2 separate regions of the Homo sapiens genome follow, and region 2 is linked to region 1. Evidence: read pairs that join two places in POLR2A ChIA-PET (ENCODE). Cell type or tissue: OCI-LY7. All regions are shown on one strand. Links, peaks and the distances in the headings refer to the core of each region. The heading gives the core; the rest is flanking DNA.

Evidence for each region. Peaks named below come from ENCODE experiments on the same cell type or tissue, not always from the same donor. Only the 100,000 strongest peaks of a DNase experiment are listed, where the experiment ranks them.
Region 2: POLR2A ChIA-PET joins it to region 1 with 5 read pairs; 4 of 35 experiments call an interaction of 5 or more read pairs at or near these places.

What each region holds. Positions count from the first base shown.
Region 1 is chr22:17,269,332-17,279,648 of GRCh38, reverse strand. No RefSeq gene overlaps it. Among named protein-coding and RNA genes, the nearest start is that of CECR3, 7.8 kb to the right of the region's middle. RefSeq lists an enhancer at 9,158-10,146. In OCI-LY7, for the core only: a CTCF peak has its summit at 7,311; a DNase peak (open chromatin) is centred at 4,108.
Region 2 is chr22:17,329,940-17,340,256 of GRCh38, reverse strand. No RefSeq gene overlaps it. Among named protein-coding and RNA genes, the nearest start is that of CECR2, 34 kb to the left of the region's middle. RefSeq lists enhancers at 1,715-1,884, 7,516-8,016, 8,017-8,517 and a silencer at 9,557-9,734. In OCI-LY7, for the core only: no CTCF peak of the experiment used is centred there; no DNase peak of the experiment used is centred there.

The DNA.
Region 1 (10,317 bases), core at 889-8,888:
GCAATCTGCTCTTTTCCAAACAATGCTGATTCTTTTTGCAACCATGAGGACAAGGACTGCTGGAGAAATCCATCCCCATCTTTCCTTTAAAATGAGACTGTACTGCCTTGGATTGCTACTTTCATGTGCTCAGAAACGAATCATGGAATGTAAAGTGAGTGTTAGAAACAGGAATACTACAAATACTACGCTTGTGGGAAGGTTCCCAGAGCTGATGTCCTCAGGGAGGATGATGGAGAGAAAGGGAAGGTTCCCAGAGCTGATGTCCTCAGGGAGGATGATGGAGAGAACAAGGGACAGGGAAGGCAAAGGGAGAGGCCTGGAGTTGCAGGAAGGAAAAAAGGAGAAAAAGAAGGGTTCTCAAAGAGAAGTGTCAGTAGAAAAAGAAGCTGTTTGGGAAAACTGGCTTCTGATGGAGTGATGATTTAACTGACGGCCTAGGGAAGCCATAAAGGAGGTCAGTTAGGAAAAATGCTACAGCGTAAGCAGCCTCCATTCCGGAAAATTTCCTCAGGACCAGTGCAAAGAGCAAGGGAAGGGAAAGGAGCTAAAGAAAGCAGAGTAAGCCAGGCGCAGTGGGTCACGTCTGTAATCCCAGCACTTTAGGAGGCTGAGGCAGGCGGATCACCTGAGGTTGCAAGTTCGAGACCAGCGTGACCAACATGGAGAAACTCCTGTCTCTACTAAAAATACAAAATTAGCCGGGCGTGGTGGCGCGTGCCTGTAATCCCAGCTACTCAGGAGGCTGAGGCAGAAGAATTGCTTGAACCCAGGAGGTGGAGGTTGCAGTGAGCCAAGATCGTGCCATTGCACTCCAGCCTGGGCAACGAGAGCAAAACTCCATCTCAAAAAAAAAAAAAAGAAAGAAAGAAAGCAGAGTAAGACTGGGCTTGGTGGCTGAAGCCTGCAATCCCACCCCTTTGGAAGGCCGAGGCGGGCGGGTCACCTGAGGTCACGGGTTTGAGAACAACCTGGCCAACAAGGTGAAACCCATTTCCATTAAAAATACAGAAATCAGCCGGGTGTGGTGGCACATGCCTATAATCCCAGCTACTCAGGATCTCCTGCCTCCTACTGAGGCAGAAGAATTGTTTGAACCCAGAAGGTGGAAGCTACAGTGAGCCAAGATTGCGCCACTGCACTCCAGCCTTGGTGACAGAGCGAGACTCTGTCTCAAAAAAACAAAAAAGGGCCGGGCCGGGTGCAGTGGCTCACGCCTGTAATCCCAGCACTTTGGGAAGCCAAGCAGGCCGATCATGAGGTTAGGAGTTCCAGACCTGCCTGGCCAACATAGTGAAACCTTGTCTCTACTAAAAATTAAAAAAAAAAAAATCAGCCTGGCATGGTGGTGGGCACCTGTACTTCCAGCTACTTGGGAGGCTGAGGCAGGAGAATCACTTGAACCCAAGAGGCAGAGATTGCAGTGAGCTGAGATCACGCCATTGCACTCCAGCCTGGGCGACAGAGTGAGACTCCGTCTCAAGAAAAAAAAAAAAAGAGTGCATTGTGGTTTTTAAATTAATATTTTCCCAAAGGATATGTATATATACATATATATATAAAATCACCATGTTGGCCAGGCTGGTCTCGAACTCCTGGCCTCAGGTGATCCACCTGCTTCAGCCTCCCAAATTGCTGGGATTACAGGCGTAAGCCACCGCGCCCAGCCCACAGTGCACTCTTGTTTTGAATAATTAAAACAAATAAAAATACATTTGGGGTTTCTCTGAAAAGCATTCTCTAAACAGTGCCTTCTTTCTTCCAGTCCCTCCCCTCCCCTGATGGTGCTCGGCCTGGGAATGGGATATAACACAAACATCCTGAAAGCAAAGCAAATACTTTCTTTCTCCCTAAGCCCCCTATATATATTAGACACAGGGTCTCTCTCTGTTGCCTAGGCCGGAAGGCAGTGGTGATCATGGCTTACTGCAGTCTCAACCTCCCAGGCTCAGGTGATCCTCACACTTCAGCCTCCTGAGTAGCTGGGACAATGGGCTTGCTCCACCACACTAGCCTTTTCTTTTTTCTTTGTAGAGGCAAGTTCTCACTCTATTGTCCAGAGTGGTCTTGAACTCCTAGGCTCAAGCAATCCTCCTTCCTTGGCCTCCCAAAGTGCTGGGATGACAGGCATGAGTACCTGGCCACAAAAGGTATTTTAAATCCAGTTCAATATTAACGGTCAAGATCAGGCAAGGTGGCTCATGCCTATCATCCCAGCATTTTGGGAGGCTGAGGCGGGTGGATCACCAGAGGTCAGGAGTTTGAGACCAGCCCCGCCAACATGGTGAAAGCCGGTCTCTACTAAAACTACAAAAATTAGCTGAGCGGCCGGGCGCGGTGGCTCATGCCTGTAATCCCAACACTTTGGGAGGCCAAAGCGGGCAGATCACCTGAGGTCGGGAGTTTGAGATAAGCCTGGCCAATATGGTGAAATCCTGTCTCTACTAAAAATACAAAAATTAACTGGGCGTGGTGGCATGTGCCTGTAGTCCCAGCTACTGGGGAGGCGGAGGCAGGAGAATTGCTTGAATCAGGAAGCAGAGGTTGCAGTGAGCCGAGATTGAGCCACTGCACTCCAGCCTGGTGACACAGAGAGATTCTGTCTCAAAAAAAAAAAAAAGAAAAAGAAAAAATTAGCCAAGCGTGATGGTGCATACCTGTAATCCCAGCTACTCTGGAGGCTAAGGCAGGAGAATCGCTTGAACCCAGGAGGTGGAGGTTGCAGTGAGCCAAGATCATGGCACTGCACTCCAGGCTGGGCAACGGAGTGAGACTCTGTCTCAAAAAAAAAAAAAAAAAATTAATGGTCAAATCTTTAAAAATTATCAGAAGGTTTTGACTATCGGTTTCTTTTCTTTTCTTTTCTTTTTTTTCTTTGAGACAGAGTCTCACTCTGTCCCAGACTGGAGTGCAGTGGCACCATCTCGGCTCACTTCAACCTCCACCTCCTAGGTTCAAGCTATTCTCCTGCCTCAGCCTCCTGAGTAGTGGGAATTACAGGTGCATGCCACCATGCCTGCCTAATTTTTGTATTTTTAGTAGACATGAGGTTTCACCATGTTGGCCAGGCTGGTCTCAAACTCCTGACCTCGTGATCTTCCCGCCTCAGCCTCCCAAAGTGCTGGGATTACAAGCATGAGCTGCTGTGCCTGGTAGACTACTGGTTTCTTTTCTTTTCTCTTCTCTTCTTTTCTCCCCTCCCTTCTCCTCCCCTCCCCTCCCCTCTTCTCTTTTCTTTTTTGAGACGGAATTCGCTCTGTCATCCAGGCTAGAGAGCAGTTGCATGTCTCGGCTCACTGCAATCTCCTCCTCTGGGGTTCAAGTGATTCTCCTGTCTCAGCCTCCAGAGTAGCTAGGACTACATACGCGTGCCACCATGCCCAGCCAATTTTTGTGTTTTTAGTAGAGACCGGGTTTCACCAATTTGGCCAGGCCGGTCTCGAACTCCTGACCTCAAGTGATCCACCCATCTCGGCCTCCCAAAGTCCTGGGATTACAGGCATGCGCCACTGCACCCAGCTATTGTATTATTGTATTGGTTTATCTTCTTTCTTTCTTCCTTTCTTTTTTTTTTTTTTTTTTTTTTTTTTTTTGAGACGGAGTCTCGCTTTGTCACCCAGGCTGGAGTACAGTGGCATGATCTCGGCTCACTGCAACATCTGCCTCCCGGGTTCAAGCAATTCTCCTGCCTCAACCTCCTGAGTAGCTGGGATTACAGGCATGTGTCACCATGCCCAGCTAATTTTTGTAGTTTTAGCAGATATGGGGTTTCACCATGTTGGTCAGGCTGGTCTCGAGCTCCTGACCTCGTGATCCACCCGCCTCGGCCTCCCAAAGTGCTGGGATTACAGGCATGAGCCACCGCGCCTGGCCTATTGGTTTATTTTCTAAAACAAGACAAAATAAGGCCGGGCGCGGTGACTCAGTCCTGTAGTCCCAGCACTTTGGGTGGCCGAGGCGGGCGGATTACCTGAGGTCAGGAGCTAGAGACCAGCCTGGCCAACATGGTGAAACCCCGCCGCTACAAAAATACAAAAAAAAAAAAAAAATTAGCTAGGCATGATGGCAGGTGCCTGTAATCCGAGCTACTCAGGAGGCCGAGGCGGGAGAAGCGCTTTAACCTGGGCGGGGCGGGGCGGGGCGGGGAGGGCGGCGTGGGGGCGGAGGTTGCAGTGAGCTGAGATCGCACCACTGCACTCCAGCCTGGGCGACAGAGCGAGACTCCGTCTTGAAAAAAAAAAAAAAAAAAAAGGAAGAAAGGCTGGGCAGAGTGGCTCACGCCTGTAATCCCAGCACTTTGGGAGGCTGAGGCAGGTGGATCATGAGGTCAAGAGATGGAGACCATCCTGGCCAACATAGTGAAACCCCGTCTCTACTAAAAATACAAAAATTAGTTGGGCGTGGTGGTGCTGGCCTGTAATCCCAGCTACTCTGGAGGCTGAGGCAGGAGAATCCCTTGAGCCCAGGAGGCAGAGGTTGCAGTGAGCTGAGATGGTGCTACTGCACTCCAGCCTGGGCGACAGAGCTAGACTCCGTCTCAAAAAAAAAAAAAAAAAAAAATAGCTGGCGCGGTGGCTCACTCCTGTAATCCCAGCACTTTGAGAGGCCAAGGCCGATGGATCACTTGAGGCAGGAGTTCGAGATCAGTCTGGCCAATATGGTGAAACCCCGTCTCTACTAAAAATACAAAAATTACCTTGGTGTGGTGGCACATGCCTGTAATCCCTGCTACTGGGGAGGCTGAGGCAGGAGAATCACTTGAACCTGGGAGATGAAGGTTGCAGTGAGCTGAGGTTGTGCCACTGCACTCCACCCTGGGCAATACTCTGTCTCAATAAAAAAATAATAATAATAATAAAAGGAAATAATAATAATAATGAGGTCAGGCACGGTGGCTCATGCCTGTAATCCCAGCACTTTGGGAGGCCGAGGCGGGCAGATCACCTGAGGTCAGGAGTTCGAGACCAGCCTGGCCAGCATGGCGAAACATGGTCTCTACTAAAAATACAAAAATTAGCCAGCCATGGTGGCGGGTGCTTGTAATCCCAGCTACTTGGGAGGTTGAGGCAGGAGAATCACTTGAACCCGGGAGACGAAGGTTGCAGTGAGCTGAGATCGGGCCATTGCACTCCAGCCTGGGCAAGAGTGAAACTCCATCTGAAAAAAAAATAATAATAATAATACATCTAGTGTCAGTTTAATAAAATAACTAAAATAGGCCGGGCGCGGTGACTCATGCCTGTAATCCCAGCACTTTGGGAGGCTGAGGTGGGCGGATCACGAGGTCAGGAGATGGAGACCATCCTTGGTCAGGAGATCGAGACCATCCTGGTTAACACGGTGAAACCCTGTCTCTACTAAAAAAAAAAAAAAAAAGAAAGAAAGAAAATAACTAAAATAATTTAAGTGTTTTGTAAATAATTGAAGTGGAAGATTAAATGTTCTGACTCAAATTGTCAAATAGAAGATAACTGTGCAGTCAGAGAAGTAGCTTCTTTCTTTTTTTTTTTTTTTTTTTTGAGACGGAGTCTCGCATTGTCACCCAGGCTGGAGTACAGTGGCGCAACCTCAGCTCATTGCAAGCTCTGCCTCCCGGGTTCACACCATTCTCCTGCCTCAGCCTCCCAAGTAGCTGGGACTGCAGGCTCCCGCCACCACGCCCAGCTATTTTTTTTTTCGAGACAGAGTTTTGTTCTTGTCTTTCCCAGGCTGGAGTGCAATGGTGTGATCTTGGCTCACCGCAACCTCCGCCTCCCAGGTTCAAGTGATTCTCTTGCCTCAGCCTCCCAAGTTGCTGGAATTACAGGCATGCACCACCACGCCCAGCTAATTTTCTGCTTTTAGTAGAGACAGGGTTTCTCCATGTTGATCAGGCTGGTCTCGAACTCCTGACCTCAGGTGATCTGCCTGCCTTGGTCTCCCAAAATGCTGGGATTACAGGTGTGAGCCACCGCGTCCGGCCCTGGCTTCTGTCTTTAACCAACCCTAAACACCTAAAGAGTGCTTATTAATTGCATTTTATTTCATAGGATTCTTCTAGTTTGAATTTTTCAACAAGGCAAGAGGGAGGGACGTCAAAGTCCCTGGAGACGCGAAAGCTACAGCACTCCACTGTGCACTGTGTTTTGCACCAGGGTGCACCTACAGATAGAACGCTGGGATTCGAGTCACCACAAAAACAGTACCTTCCACAGAAATTCCTATTTTGAGGGTGGACTTCAGTTCACAATTAGACACCAACTCTAAGAAAGCAGTTTTTGTGGTGTGTGTTTTCTCTTTTGTTTCGTTTATTTGTTTGTGGGTACATTGGACTATCCTTTATTTGGAGAGATGGCAGCCAGACCTAGAGAAAGCTGAAATTCTCACTTGCTAGTTAGATAAACATCGGTTCTTGTCACCCCAATCATCTAGATTGTGTGACAGATTTTGTCAGGGGCAGGCCTCACTGGAGTTCAGCTTTCAACAAAGCGGAGGGGATTGGTTGTGTCAAGGATATTTTAATTGGCTGTCTACATTGTGTGGACTCATTAGATAATTGCCAACCTTCTTCACTTTCTGTTGGGTAGACCTGGCTACAGAAGACAGCGTTTGGAAAAGAGATTAGTAAGAAGAGAGGCTGCTGGGCTGGAGAGCTCCTGGCAAAGGGGGACAAACTTGCAGGGAGGGTTGGGGTGGAAAACAAAAGGCCCTGAGCTGGGGAGAAACATCATGAGAGAACAGGAAGGACTCTGGCTGGGGGTGGGATTGGAAACTTCCTCAGAAATCAAGGTTCAAAGAAGACAGTGAGGAAGTACAAATAGACTCATCAGGTCAGGCTGGACCAGAGAAGCTGTGGCAGACGCAGGTGGTCACAGATGCCAGGGAAGAGGCCAGAGGGGCCTCCCTTAGGAGGTAGCTCCGTCCTAGAGAGTTGTTTGTCCCAAAGGCTCCAGAGAAAATGAAGGGGGAGGGGTGGGGAGTGCTCATTCCCAGAGGGAGGGAGGCAAGCTTGGCAAATTCCAGCCCTGCAAGGGTGAGCCCGGCCTATCAGTGTCGAAGGAGGGCTCAGAGGAAGCAGAGGGAGGTGTCTCATCACCACTGCACCAGGGGGTAGGGACTGGGGAAGCAGGGCTGGCCCAGGGGGCTAAGGTCATCCTAGCAGGAGGGGGCTGGCCCAGTAGCAAATGGGCCAAGGTTCCAAATAGGACTTATTACAAGAAAAACAAAAACAAATTCAACATCGTTAGTGGTGGGTTCCTCATCTTTATCTGTTGTAAGTTTTCTAAAAAAAAAAAAAAATCTGAACTCCAACCCACCTTAAGTTCACCTTATTAAAAAGTAACCCTAGGTAAAATAGCACACAAAAAAAAGAGAGAAATAAATAAAAGGTAAGGGGGACCCAAAATATCTATCAATAAGGAAATCATTAAATAAATCATCACATCCTGGTGGATAAGAACTGTAATTGCAACTTTGGGAGGCCAAGGTGGGAGAATAGCTTGAGGTTGAGGGTTTGAGACCAGCCTGGGCAAAGCAGCAAGGCCCTCTCTACCAAAAATATAAAATTTGGTGGCATGGTGGTGCATGCCTGTAGTCCCAGCCACTTAGGAGGCTGAGGCAGGAGGATCTCTTGAGCCTGGGAGGTCGAGGCTGCAGTGAGCCATGATCACACCACTGCACTCCAGCTTGGACAACAGAGCAAGACCCTGACTCTAAAAACATAAACAAACAAACAAGTAAATAAATTATGACATCCAGACTAAGTAAAACAATGAAGCAGTTAAAAACAAAGAGAGAGGCCAGGCACGGTGGCTCACGCCTGTAACCCCAACACTTTGGGAGGCAGAGGCGGGCGGATCACCTGAGATTGGGAGTTCGAGACCAGCCTCACCAACATGGAGAAACCCCATCTCTACTAAAACTGCAAAATTAGCCAGGCATGGTCGTGCATGCCTGTAATCCCAGCTGCTCTGGAGGCTGAGGCAGGAGAATAGCTTGAATGAGGGAGGCAGAGGTTGCAGTGGGCTGAGAGAGCGCCATTGCGCTCCAGCTTGGGCGACAAGAACGAAACTCTGTCTCAAAAATAAATAAATAAATAAAAATAATAAAAATAAAAACAAAGAGAGGGCCGGGCGCAGTGGCTCACGCCTGTAATCCCAGCACTTTCGGAGGCCGAGAGGGGTGGATCACGAGGTCAGGAGATTGAGACCATCCTGGCTAACACAGTGAAACCCTGTCTCTACTAAAAAAAATACAAAAAATTAGCCGGGCGTGGTGGCGGGCACCTGTAGTCCCAGCTACTCAGGAGGCTGAGGCAGGAGAATGGTGTAAACCCGGGAGGCGGAGCTTGCAGTGAGCCGAGATGGCGCCACTGCACTCCAGGCTAGGCGACAGAGCGAGATTCTGTCTCAAAAAAACAAAAAAACAAAAACGAAAAACAAACAAGGATAGAAGCACATGTATTAATGGAAGATAAATTATTCAGTTAAAAGAAATTCTAGGCCAGGTGCAGTAGCTCATGCCTGCAATCCCAGCACTTTGGGAGGCTGAGGTGGGTGGATCACGAGGTCAGGAGTTCAAGACCAGCCTGGCCAAGATGGTGAAACCCTGTCTCTACTAAAAATACAAAAATTAGCCGGGCATGGTGGTGGGTGTCTGTAATCCCAGCTACTTGGGAGGCTGAGGCAGAGAATTGCTTGAACCCAGGAGGCGGAGGCTGCAGTGAACTGAGATTGAGCCACTGCACTCCAGCCTGGCGACAGAGCGAGACTCTGTCTCAAAAAAAAAAAAAAAGAAAAGAAAAATAAATTCTAGAAGAAATGTATGATTCCCTTTGGCATGCATGCGTGTCTGAGTTCAACAGGGGAAGCGCACATGCGACCGTCCACAGTGCTCATGTGAGGGGAGGGGCAGGGATTGAGGCAGCAGAATTAGGAGTCAAACTCCAAATTTGCCAGATCATCTACAAGGAGGGAATGACAGAGCCTGGATGTGCTTGTGGGAACCCCTGCGGAGTCCAGGCTATGTCTGGGCAGGTGTCCTCTCCCAGAAGGCTCTTTTTTTTGTGGAGAGGGTAGAAGCTGGAAATAACACGTTGTAATCGATAATAACAACGCAGGGGCTGGCAGTACTTTGGACGCCCAGTCTCCTCTCCTCTGGACAGCCACGTTGTCCAGGGAGAAATGAAGGGCTGTGGGTCAGGCCACAGGTAAGTCATGAGAAAGACCAGAATAAGAACTGTGAGTCAGCACCCACCTGGCTTCTTCAGACGCATAGTGGCTCCTGTCATCTTAGCGCCTTTGCTCTGATCGCCCCCGGAAGACAGTCCAGTCCTGGTTAAATTCTCTTCCTCTGAGCTTCAATGTCATTTCCTCCTGGCCCCCTCCAATCTCATTTACTTTGCTCCCGCTGTGGCACATGTTCATGGAAGCCAGACCTTCTCCTCATGGTGCACCGTCTGTCGTACTGTCTGTGTGGTTTTGCAGTCCCTCCCCAGACGGTGACTGCAAGCACCACAGGTCGGAGCAGGGACCTGCCCTGGCCAATTTGTTCACGGGCCACCTCCCCAGCCCTGCCATGGAGCAGTTGCTCAACAGATATTACCAGAGCTGGTAACTGCTGAAGCGAGTGCAGTCTCCACTGCGATCCCCTCTGTCTCAGACCTGGCATTGGGAATTTGGTGTTAAGTGGGTGTGGCTGCCAGGAAGGCACTGGAACAAAACCCTGCCCTGTGTTTCCTAAGCAGGTCAGCAGGTGAATGCGTGAACCCGCAGCCCAGCCCTGGCAAAACTTTAGTTGTCTGATGAGATAAACACCTGCCCACACCCAAGACTCCAGGCCCTCTGCTGCAAGCCTGGGTGGGTAGAAGTGGCAGGGGCGGGGGGGAGCAGAAGGGAGAGAGAGGCACAAGTGACTATCTGTCACTGCATAGCCTCACTGGGCTCTGCAGCCGGAGAACACACGAGGGACATAAGGGGTGCTGCCGAGGAGGGTGAATGTCACCTCTCCGCCCCACCCACTCAGCATGGGAGTGACACTCTGAAAACCCCTGTCAGGCCAACAGGCATTTTCAGCTTTCCCCAGTTACCCTGGAGGAGGGTTCACCAAACTGCCACCTGGGTGTGTGATTTGGCTGAAGAGCTCTGCCAGGTCCTTCCCACCCACTAAATAAGGGGAAACAATGGTAGGGAGCAGATGTTTGCCCCCAAGCTCCTCAGGGTGGAGGCAGCTTCTCCTTCTTCTGCCTCTGTGTGGGAGTCAACTGAGGAAGATGGAGCCTCCCGGTGGGTGGAAAGGAGGTGTAGAGTGAATGGGGAGGGGAGATGCTCTAAAAGCGTG
Region 2 (10,317 bases), core at 1,250-9,249, 60 kb before region 1:
TCACTCTGTTGCCCAGGCTGGAGTGCAGTGGCACAATCACAGCTCACTGAAGCCGTAACCTCTTGGGCTCAAGTGATTCTCCCACTTCTACCTCCTGAGTAGCTGGGACTAGAGGTGTGTGCCATCACACCTAGCTAATTTTGTTTATTTATTTATTTATTTTAGAGATGGGATCTCACTATGTTGCCCAGGGTGGGTTTGAACTCCTGGGCTCAAGCAACCCTCCCACCTCAGACTCCCAAAGTGCTGGGACTACAGATGTGAACCACTGTGCCCGGCCTCCAAAATTTTTTAAAAAATTAATACAACAAAGATTTTTTGAGTGTGTAATATTTGCTGTGAGAATATTAAAGAAGTAAAAGGCATGGTTTTTAATCTCAAGAGAGGCTTTCAATCTATTGTATAGGGAGATACAACTTTGTTCCATGGAATGAATGTAAATAATACAAGCAAATTCCTGTGAAATGTAAAGGCAAGTGGAGGAGAGATGGCATAATGTCTGTGACAGAACACTGGACCAGGAGCTGGGAGGCTTGGTTCCTGCTTATCACTTGCTACCCGAACAAGGTAACCTTGGAGAGATCGCTTAATCTCATTTGGTAAAATCAATGTTTTGATTTTATTGCCTACTGAGATTCCTCTCAGCTCTTTGATTCTATAAGTAAGTGCTATGGGATACCGAAAGGGAGCAATGACCGTGGCTTAGAGTTGCTGGAGGAAAGCTCATGGTGAAGGTGAAATCTGAGCTGAACTTAAACTAGAGGTGAGGTCCGGATAGCCAGGAGAGGAGGCGGAAAGGCATTTCAGATATGGGGAACAACATCAACAAAGGGACAGGCAGAGACAGGATTGGGCAGGCGTGCTTGTGGGGTGGACTAAACAAGGCTATCTTCAGTGGAGAATGTTTGTTAGAGAAGATTGGGAAACAGCTCGGGTAGGTTGCCTAGGGCCAGGAAGGACTTAAGAGAGACATATTGAAAGCAGTGAAGCTATTTTAGGATACTTGCAAAAGCCAGGAATGAGGTAACGAGGGCAAAGATTAGCTTTGCACCAGTGGGAAGTCAGAGCAATGGGTGATGAGAAGCTGCAAAGATAGCATCAGGAACCTGGCTTGGCCATACAGGCTGCAGGAGAGGAAATTAGTCAAAAACACCTCTTAAGTTTTAGACCAGAGAAAGTGCACAGATCAGGTTCTGACCCAGGTTCCCTTGCCTCCAGGAGACAGAATGGGATTCCCCAGCAGTAGGAGTGAAGACTACTGAAGCTCTTCCATACGCCACACTCCCGAGGACTCCTGCAAAAAACCTTTTAGAGACTATGTTAATTTAGTTTTTGTTTTTAGACACAGGGTCTCTCTATGTCGCCCAGGTTGGACAGCAGTGGCTATTCACAGGAGTGATCATAGCTCACTGCAGACTTGAACTCCTCCCCTCAAGAGTTCCTCTCATGTCAGCCTGCTGAGTAGCTGGGGCTACAGGTGTGTGCCACAGTGCCCAACTCATTTTTTATTTTTTAATAAGATTTTCTAGTGTACTTTAAAATTCTCTGAGCTTGTAATATATTTTGAAAGTTTCAAATTTAACTTAATCAAGGAACTCATATGATTTCCTCTAGTCTCTTTAGAAATTAAAAGGTGTATTAAATTAGTAATATCCAAATGTAAAGATCCGAGGAAGACAAACATTGGTTTTATATGGATGGATTTTGTTAAAATAACATTGCTGGCGTGTTTGCTTCAGGAAGGTGATCTGGGTTGCTATTGGCTAGAGGTGAAAGGAAGATGTATTACTGATTCCCAATAGAATATAGAATACTTAAAATAAAAATCTAAACTATGAAAGCATACTGAAGAGAAATATCTTTTTGTTTTTTCTGAGATCAGATCCCGCTATGCTGCTCAGGCTGGTCTTGAACTCACAGGCTCAAGCAATCCTTCCTCCTCAGCCTCCTGAGTAGCTGGGACTACAGGTGCATGTCACCACACCTGGCTAAAAGAAATACCTTGTTGGTTTATTACATTTATTAATTTACATGTATTCATTCTTCAACAAATACTCCTGGGTCAAAAATTATGCTATGATGCTATAAGCTGCAAAAAACAAACAAGAAAAAAGGCAATGTTTGTTACCTTCAGGAAACTTATACTCCAGGAAGGGAGACAGAAGTAAGCGAACAACTATGCTGTAATTTTATTAGTCACGGTCCAGCAAGATACAGAGGCACACTCCGATGGAATTCAGAGGAGAAGGAAACGAAGGACTTTTTACAGCGGGGGAGCAAGGTTAAAGGAACCGATGTGGGATGTTGAGGCACTCAGGAACCAGAAAAGACACGGAGCCACTGTCACCGCCAGGCCTGAAGGGGCACGGGTGCGGACAGTGTGAATGGCACCCTAGAGAGAGATAGGAGAAGGGACTGCCCTGCCAGTGCGAGAGTCATGGAGAAATGTAGTCAGTGCCAGAGCTAAATACCAGGAACACAGCAGAGCAGGAAACATCCCATCCCTCTCTCCTCCTGCCTTCTGAGCCCTCAGTGGTCCCTCCAAGTGGCCCAGCCACTTAGCACCCAGCCAACTGGCAAGGGAGCCCGAGTGATAGGTCCGCAGGGATCAGTCTGTTGCGATGGAGAAGAGGCAGAGAAAGGATGGCAAGGGCCAGAGAATAACCAGCTCAACAATGTACTATTCTATGACAAAGGCAGAGAGGACAGAAAGTCAGAAGACCCTGCCAGAGAGGGACCAGGCTGCTAGAGATGGGACCTAGGCACAGCTCTGGAAACCGCTTTTGTGAGCAGAGACAGACACAAGGGTGGAGGGATGGAGCACTTGCCAGGTTCAGGATTAACTTGGCTACAGGTAACAACAACAGCAGAAGTTACTTAAACAATATAAAATGTGTTGTCACCAAGGAAGACAGGTGTGGAGCTCTACAGTAGGGAGAGGCCAGGCTCCTTCTAAGAGCCCTACTGCTCTACTGTCCTCAACACACAGTTTCTACCTCCCGATGCCATCAGCCCTTGTGTCCCATTAGCAGGAAGGAGAAGGAGCAGTTTCATGCCCAGTTGAAAATCAGGGCTTCTATTCTGAGGGAAGAAGGAGAGGATGGATGTTGGAAGATAATTCACAATTTCTGCCAAAGGAAGGGGTAAAGGTGGAGTGATTCCAAACAGATGCCTTGCCTCAGATGGTTAACCATTTAAAGTAAACTAGAACCAGGCGCAGTGGCTCACACCTGTAATCTCAGCACTTTGGGAGGCCGAGGCAGGAGGATTGTTTGAGCCCAGGAGTTTGAAACCACTCTGGGCAACATAGCAGGACAGTGTTTCTGCAAAACTTCTCTTTTAAATAGCTGGGCATAGTGATGCACGCCTGTGGTCCTCAGTACTAGGGAGGCTAAGGTGGGAGAATTGCTTGAGCCCAGGGGATTGAGGCTGCAGTGAGCTATGATCACGCCACTGCACTCCAGCCTGAGCAACAGAGCGAGACCTTGTCTAAAAAAAAAAAAAAAGTAAATAAATAAACAAAGGCCAAGTGCCGTGTCTCATGCCTGTAACCCCAGCACTTTGGGAGATCGAGGAGGGTGGATTGCTTGAGGTCAGGAGTTCAAGACCAGCCCAACCAGCATGGTGAAACCCGGTCTCTACTAAAAATACAAAAATTAGCTGGGCGTGGCGGCACGTGCCTGTAATCCCAGCTACTCAGGAGGCTGAGGCAGGAGAATCACTTGAACCCAGGAGGCGGAGGTTGTAGTGAGCTGACATCGTGCCACTGCACTCCAGCCTGGGTGACAGAGAGAGACTCTGTCTCAAAAATTAAATAAATAAATAAATAAATAAATACTAGAAGATTACTTAATACAAATGGAAAATCATTTTTCCGTTGACAAGGCAATAGGTATTATGGGAAAGTTGAAGAATCAGGAATCAGAAATGCTGAGTTCTAGTTCCCCGTTTGTTATTTACTAAGCAAGGGACCTTAAGCAAATCAGTTCACTTTCTGCATCTCGATTTCCTCATCTGTAAAATGAGCAAGTCTGTCTCTTTAAAGGTTCCCCTTTCTGTGTTTGCCAAAAAAAAATGTTTTCTCTATGCTAATACCAAGATTCACAGACGCTGTAAAATAATAAGATTATAGTCAGTTCAAGGTGAAAAACCTTGAGTTGCCGTGTTAATATAATCAATTTAAATGATACAGGTTTAGTTTTTTTTTTTTTTTTTTTGGTTCTTTGCTGCTCTGAAAGGTCCTCAAAAAGTCTAGAAACATTCCAATTATAATATTTTGGGAATGTATACACACCCAAATGAAAAAAAAATTGTATGTATGTGTTCTCAAAATATTTCTAGTGGAAAAATTTGAAAATTATACTGAATTTTTCAGAATGAAGTAAAAATGTAGACACTACATTGATAGTTTAACAAGCAGTCCTTCTTTTTTTTTTTTTTTTTAAGAGAAGTCTCGCTCTTGTCCCCCAGGTTTGAGTGCAATTGCTCAATCTTGGTTCACTGAAACCTCTGCCTCCCGGGTTCAAACGATTCTCCTGCCTCTGCCTCCCAAGTAGCTAGGATTAAGTCGCCTGCCACGCCCAGCTAATTTTTGTATTTTTTAGTAGAGACGGGGTTTTACCATGTTGACCAGGCTGGTCTCAAACTCCTGACCTCAGGTTATCCACCTGCCTCACCGTCCCAAAGTGCTGGGATTACAGGCGTGAGCCACCGTGCCCAGCCAACAAGCAGTCCTTCTTAAAAATGAGTTGACCATCTGGCCAGGTGCAGTGGTGGACGCCTGTAGTTCCAGCTACTCAGGAAGCTGAGGTGGGAGGATCACTGGCTAAGCCCAGGAGATTGCAGTGAACCGAGATTGCACGACTGCACTCCAAGCTGGGCGACAGAATCAGACCCTGTCTCAAAAAAAAAAAAAAATTAGTTGACTAATAAGAGAATAGAAGTTAGTAAGAGTATCTGTTAGATATTATTTCCTATTCAAACTGGGTTCCTCCTGTTTATACCCAGAGCTGACCTGGAGCAAACTTTCTTTTTTGTTTGTTTGTTTGCTTTTGAGACAGAGCCTCGCTCTGTCACCCAGGCTGAAGTGCAGTGGCATGATCTCAGCTCACTGCAACCTCGATGCCGCACCCCCCACCACTCCCTGACCTGGGTTCAAGCGACTCTCCTGCCTCAGCCTTCCAAGTAGCTGGGATTACAGGCGTGTGCCACCACATCCAGCTAATATATATATATATATTAGTAGAGACAGGATTTCCACATGTTCCCCAGGCTGGTCTGGAACTTCTGAGCTCAAGCAATTCGCCCGCCTCGGCCTCCCAAAGTGCTGGGATTACAGGTGTGAGCCACAGCATCTGGCCTACCAGTATTAACTTAAGTAATCTAGAGATGTATCTGGTAAGACATTGTCCCCATATAGCCTAGAGAATCGGGGGGAGACATAAATAATTGAAATGAACGATTAAGCGTTCTCAATATTAAGGTAAGTGGAGGGCATGATGTGATCCCAGGAAATGAGCTTGATAAGTAACATAGACATTTCACTAAGGTAAGATTTTGCCACCAGCTCGGCCCAGTTGCACACTGTTTGGAAATACAGAGTCTTTCCATCCTAGAGTGGTATTGCGGTTGGTGATATGATATAGAAACAAATGCCTCCACACCTCCTGATCTGCTTTTGCAGACCTCCAGCCTCAGTCCCTGAAGTCGCCGACTCTCCTGCATTGCTGCGTCTAGAAAGGAATGCCTTCCAGGTGATCCAGGCTCTGATACGGTGGAATATAAACAGGTTAATCAATAATAGCCCAGAAATGGACAAACTCTCTGAGCTGCAGCGGACCTCCAGTCAGTCCCTCCTGTTGTTGATGACAAACGGGGGGTTTGCACTGGAGAGGCACAGGTGGCCCAGTCATTCGTGCAGGCTCTGAGCAGCCTGCCTGGGTTGTAGCTTGGCTCCAGCGCTCCTGCTAGCTGTGTAACTGAGGCCGATTACTTCATCCTGAACACTTCCAGTTCCTCATCTATAGAACAGGAATAGCAGCAGCAACTTGTCTCATGGGGTTGGTGAGGATTATTAATTATTACATACACAACACCTGGAGCAATGCTTAGCACACAGTGAGCTCTCAACAAAGGACAGGGATTATTGTTATTGCTGGTGCGCTTGGTGCTGAGAAGCTTGCTCATACCCTGGGCCCAGAGGAGGAAAATGGGTGGTCTTTACCTCAGTGACATGAGCCCTATTCTTATAAAATACAGGCGATAAGGCCTCTGCTTCAGCACAGGTGTAATTAAGGCAAAACAACATAAAACCAAAACAAACAAACTTCAATGTGCTAAGGCCCTGAAGAAAGGGAAGGAGAGAACTCATTTAACTCATTTTAAATTTTTAATTTTTGTGGGTATATAGCACGTGGTATATAATGAGAACTAATTTTTTTTTGTTGTTTTTTAGATGGAGTTTTGCTCTGTTGACGAGGCTGGAGTGCAAGGTGCGATCTCAGCTCACTGCAACCTCCACCTCCTGGGTTCAAGCGATTCTCCCGCCCCAGCCTCCCGAATAGCTGGGACTACAGGCGCGTGCCACCATGCCTGGCTAATTTTTGTATTTTTAGTAGAGACAGGGTTTCACCACCTTGGCCAGGCTGGTCTCGAACTCCTGACCTTGTCATCCACCCGTCTCGGGCTCCCAAAGTGCTGGGATTACAGGCGTGAGCCACCGCGCCGGGCCGGAGAACTAATTTCTATAGACTGTCTCCCATGGGCTGCATATGTGGGGAGGGGCTATGTAAAAAGGCTAGCTCCTTTTTACATAGGAAGAAATTGAGAACCAAAGAGGTTTTTCAAGCATACGTAGCCAGCAGCATTGGCAAGTCTATAGCGACAAAAGCCCCTAGGGTGGGGGCTGAGGGAACTAGTTGGGGAGGTTTGGGGAAAGCGGGAGTGACATTAACAGGTATGGGATTCTTTTCTAGGGAAGAGGAAAATGTTATAAAATGGATTGTGGTGATGGTCGCACAACTCTGAATATACTAAAAACCATGTAATTTTATACTTTATATGGGTGAATTATATGGTTTGTGAATAATAAAGTGGTTTATTGGGAGGCTGAGGCGGGCAGATCACTTGAGGTCAGGAGTTTGAGACCAGCCTGGCCAACATGGTGAAACCCTGTCTCTACTAAAAATACAAAAAACAGCTGGGCATGGTGGCGGGCGCCTGTAATCCCAGCTAATCAGGAGGCTGAAGCAGGAGAATCGCTTGAACTGGGGAGATGGAGTTTGCAGTGAGTTGAGATTGCGCCACTGCACTCTAGCCTGGGCGACAGAGCAAGATCCTGTCTCAAAAATAATAAAATAAAATAAAGTGGTTGAATAAGAAAAAGTCCCCAGCCAGGAGGCATCAAAGCCTGGATTCAGACTAGGGCCAGGCCTGGGCGCTTTTCATTCCTGTCCCTCTCACAGAGATTGGAGCATGGGAACCCTCTCCAGGAGACACTACGCAGAAAAATCGTCCTCCATCCTAGAGATGGGCGGTTAAAGAAGATGCTTAGGGGCCTCAGGAGATGAAGTCTGTGAGCCATCAGCCTTTTGTGGCTCATGGCTTTCTTAAGAATAGCCAGGAGAGTGGGCCTCACCCAGTCCCGCCTCTGTGGGGAACAGCCCTGCGTTGTAAAGGAGGGTTTCCTGGGAGGGGCCCAGCAAACTAGAAATGGAGTGGCTCGCGAGTGAGCTATTGTAAGCTCAGAAACCTGGACACCGCCTGTCGCCTCTGTGATTTTTATTTCTCTTGTTTATTTTCTTTTTGGCTTTCCTTAACTTTTAGGAAAGTTCCTTTGGTACATTCCCACTAGTCCCAACTGTGTTCAGGAGACAGGAAGACTTGGTGTTTTCCATGCTTGGGCCAGAGGGAGGTGAGGAGGAGACTTACTACTACTGCGGGCCAGGGCAGCCAGAAGCAGCAGACGGGCACCCAGCCCCTCAGGTGCGCCAGTTAGGAGGGCTTCCCAGTCAGCTGCAGACGCTCTGTGACCTCCCAACAGCGGCTGCCTCCCTCTGCAGGCCCCTGTGAAAAGGGAGGACGTCAGAAGACCACCCCTTTCATGATTCCGGAGGCAGGGCAGAATGGCAGTCATCTTTGTTGCATTGGCAAATTCATTCCTTTAGCCCAGTTTTATTCGATTTATTTGGCCAAGGAGAGAGAATTTGGAAGTTAGTATTATGTTTAAGCCAAAACTAACAATACTGGCACTTTATATACTATTCCTGACTTTTTGTTTGTTTGTTTATTTTGCTTTTGTTTTTTGAGACAGTCTCTGTTGCCCAGGTTGGAGTGCAGTGGCGCAATCTCTGTTCACTGGCACCGCCACGCCTGTCTAATTTTCGTATTTTTAGTAGAGACTGGGTTTCATCATGTTGGCCAGGCAGGTCTCCAACTCCTGACCTCAGGTGATCCGCCCCCCTTGGCCTCCCAAAGTGCTGGAATTACGGGCATGAGCCACCGCGCCTGGCCTATTTAGTAGTTTATTTAATTTATAATTTGCCTCTTTTTTGTTTTCATTATTTTCATTTTTTTTTTTTTTTTTTGAGACAGAATCTCACTCTGTTGCCCAGGCTGGAGTGTAGTGGCACAATCTCAGGCTGGAGTGCAGTGGCACAATCTCGACTCACTACAACTTCCACCTCCCCAGTTCAAGTGATTCTTTGCCTCAGCCTCCTGAGTAACTGGGATTACAGGTGTGCACCACCACACCCGGCTAATTTTTGTATTTTTAGTAGAGACAGGGTTTCACTCTGTTGGCCAGGCTGGTCTCGAACTCTTGACCTCAAGTGATCCACTCACCTTGGTCTCCCAAAGTGCTGGGCTTCTGGAGGCGGAGGTTGCACTGAGCGGAGATCGCACCACTGCACTCCAGCCTGGGCAACAGAGCGAGACTCTGTCTCAAAAATAAATAAAATAAATAATAAAGTAAAGAAAAACATTATTTAAAAAAAAAAGCGCTGAGCTTACAGGCGTCAGCCACCGTGCCTGGCCTATTATTATTATTTTTTTGAACAGAATCTTGCTCTGTTGCCCAGGCTGGAGTGCAGTGGTGGCACAACGCCAACCTCAACCTCATGGGCTCCAGTGATCCTCCAGCTTCAGGCTCCTGAGTAGCTGGGACTACAGGCATGTGCCAGCACACCCGGTTAATTTTTAAATTATTATTATTATTTTTTGTAGAGACAGAGTCTCACTATGTTGCTCAGGCTGGTCTTAAACTCCTGAGCTCAAGGGATCCTCCCCACTCAGCATCTCAAAGTGCTGGGATTACAGGCGTGAGCCACCACGCCTGGCTAATTTTAAAAAATATATATAAATACAGATGGTGGTTTTGCTATGTAAAACAGATGTTAACATGTAAAGAAGTGCTGCAATGAATTGTTTTGATGAGAAGAATCACCACTGAAAATGTATTGTACTTACACTTTTTTTTTTTTTTTTTTTGAGACAGAGTCTTGCTCTGTCGCCCAGGCTGGAGTGCAGTGGTGGGATCTCCGTTCACTGCAAGCTCCGCCTCCCGGGTTCACGCCATTCTCCTGCCTCAGCCTCCCGAGTAGCTGGGACTACAGGTGCCGCCACCATGCCCGGCTAATTTTTTTGTATTTTTAGTAGAGACGGGGTTTCACCGTGTTAGCCAGGATGGTCTCGATCTCCTGGCCTCGTGATCTGCCTGCCTCGGCCTCCCAATTTACACTTTTTATTTTCTTTTTCTTCTGCCCAGGCTGGTCTCAAACTCCTGGGCTCAAGCAATTCTCCAGCCTCAAACTGTGCTGGGATTACAGGTATGAGCCACCATGCCTGGTCTTTTTGTTTAAGGTACCTTACATACATACAAAAAAAGAAGTTTGAAAGAATTGTACGAGTTAAATCATTGTATGAATTTAAACATTTGAGAAAAGCAGATGCTAACATGTAAAGAAGTACTGCAATAAATTGTTTTGATGAGAATAATCAGCACTGAAAATGTATTGTATTTACACTTTTTATTTTCTTTTTATTTTTTTGAGACAGAATCTCACTCTGTCGCCCAGGCTGGAGTGCTGTGGTGCGATCTTGGCTCACTGCAACCTCCACCTCCCTGGTGCAAGCGATTCTCCTGCCTTAGCTTCCTGAGTTACACTTTTTATTTTCCAAATTATTCACAATAAGCATGAATAACTTTTACAACAGGGAAATATTATTTTAAACTTAATTAAAATAACAACTCCTTTTATTATTTTTCAATTTTCTACTTTTCTTTTCTTTTTTTTTTCTTTTTGAGACGAAGTCTCCCTC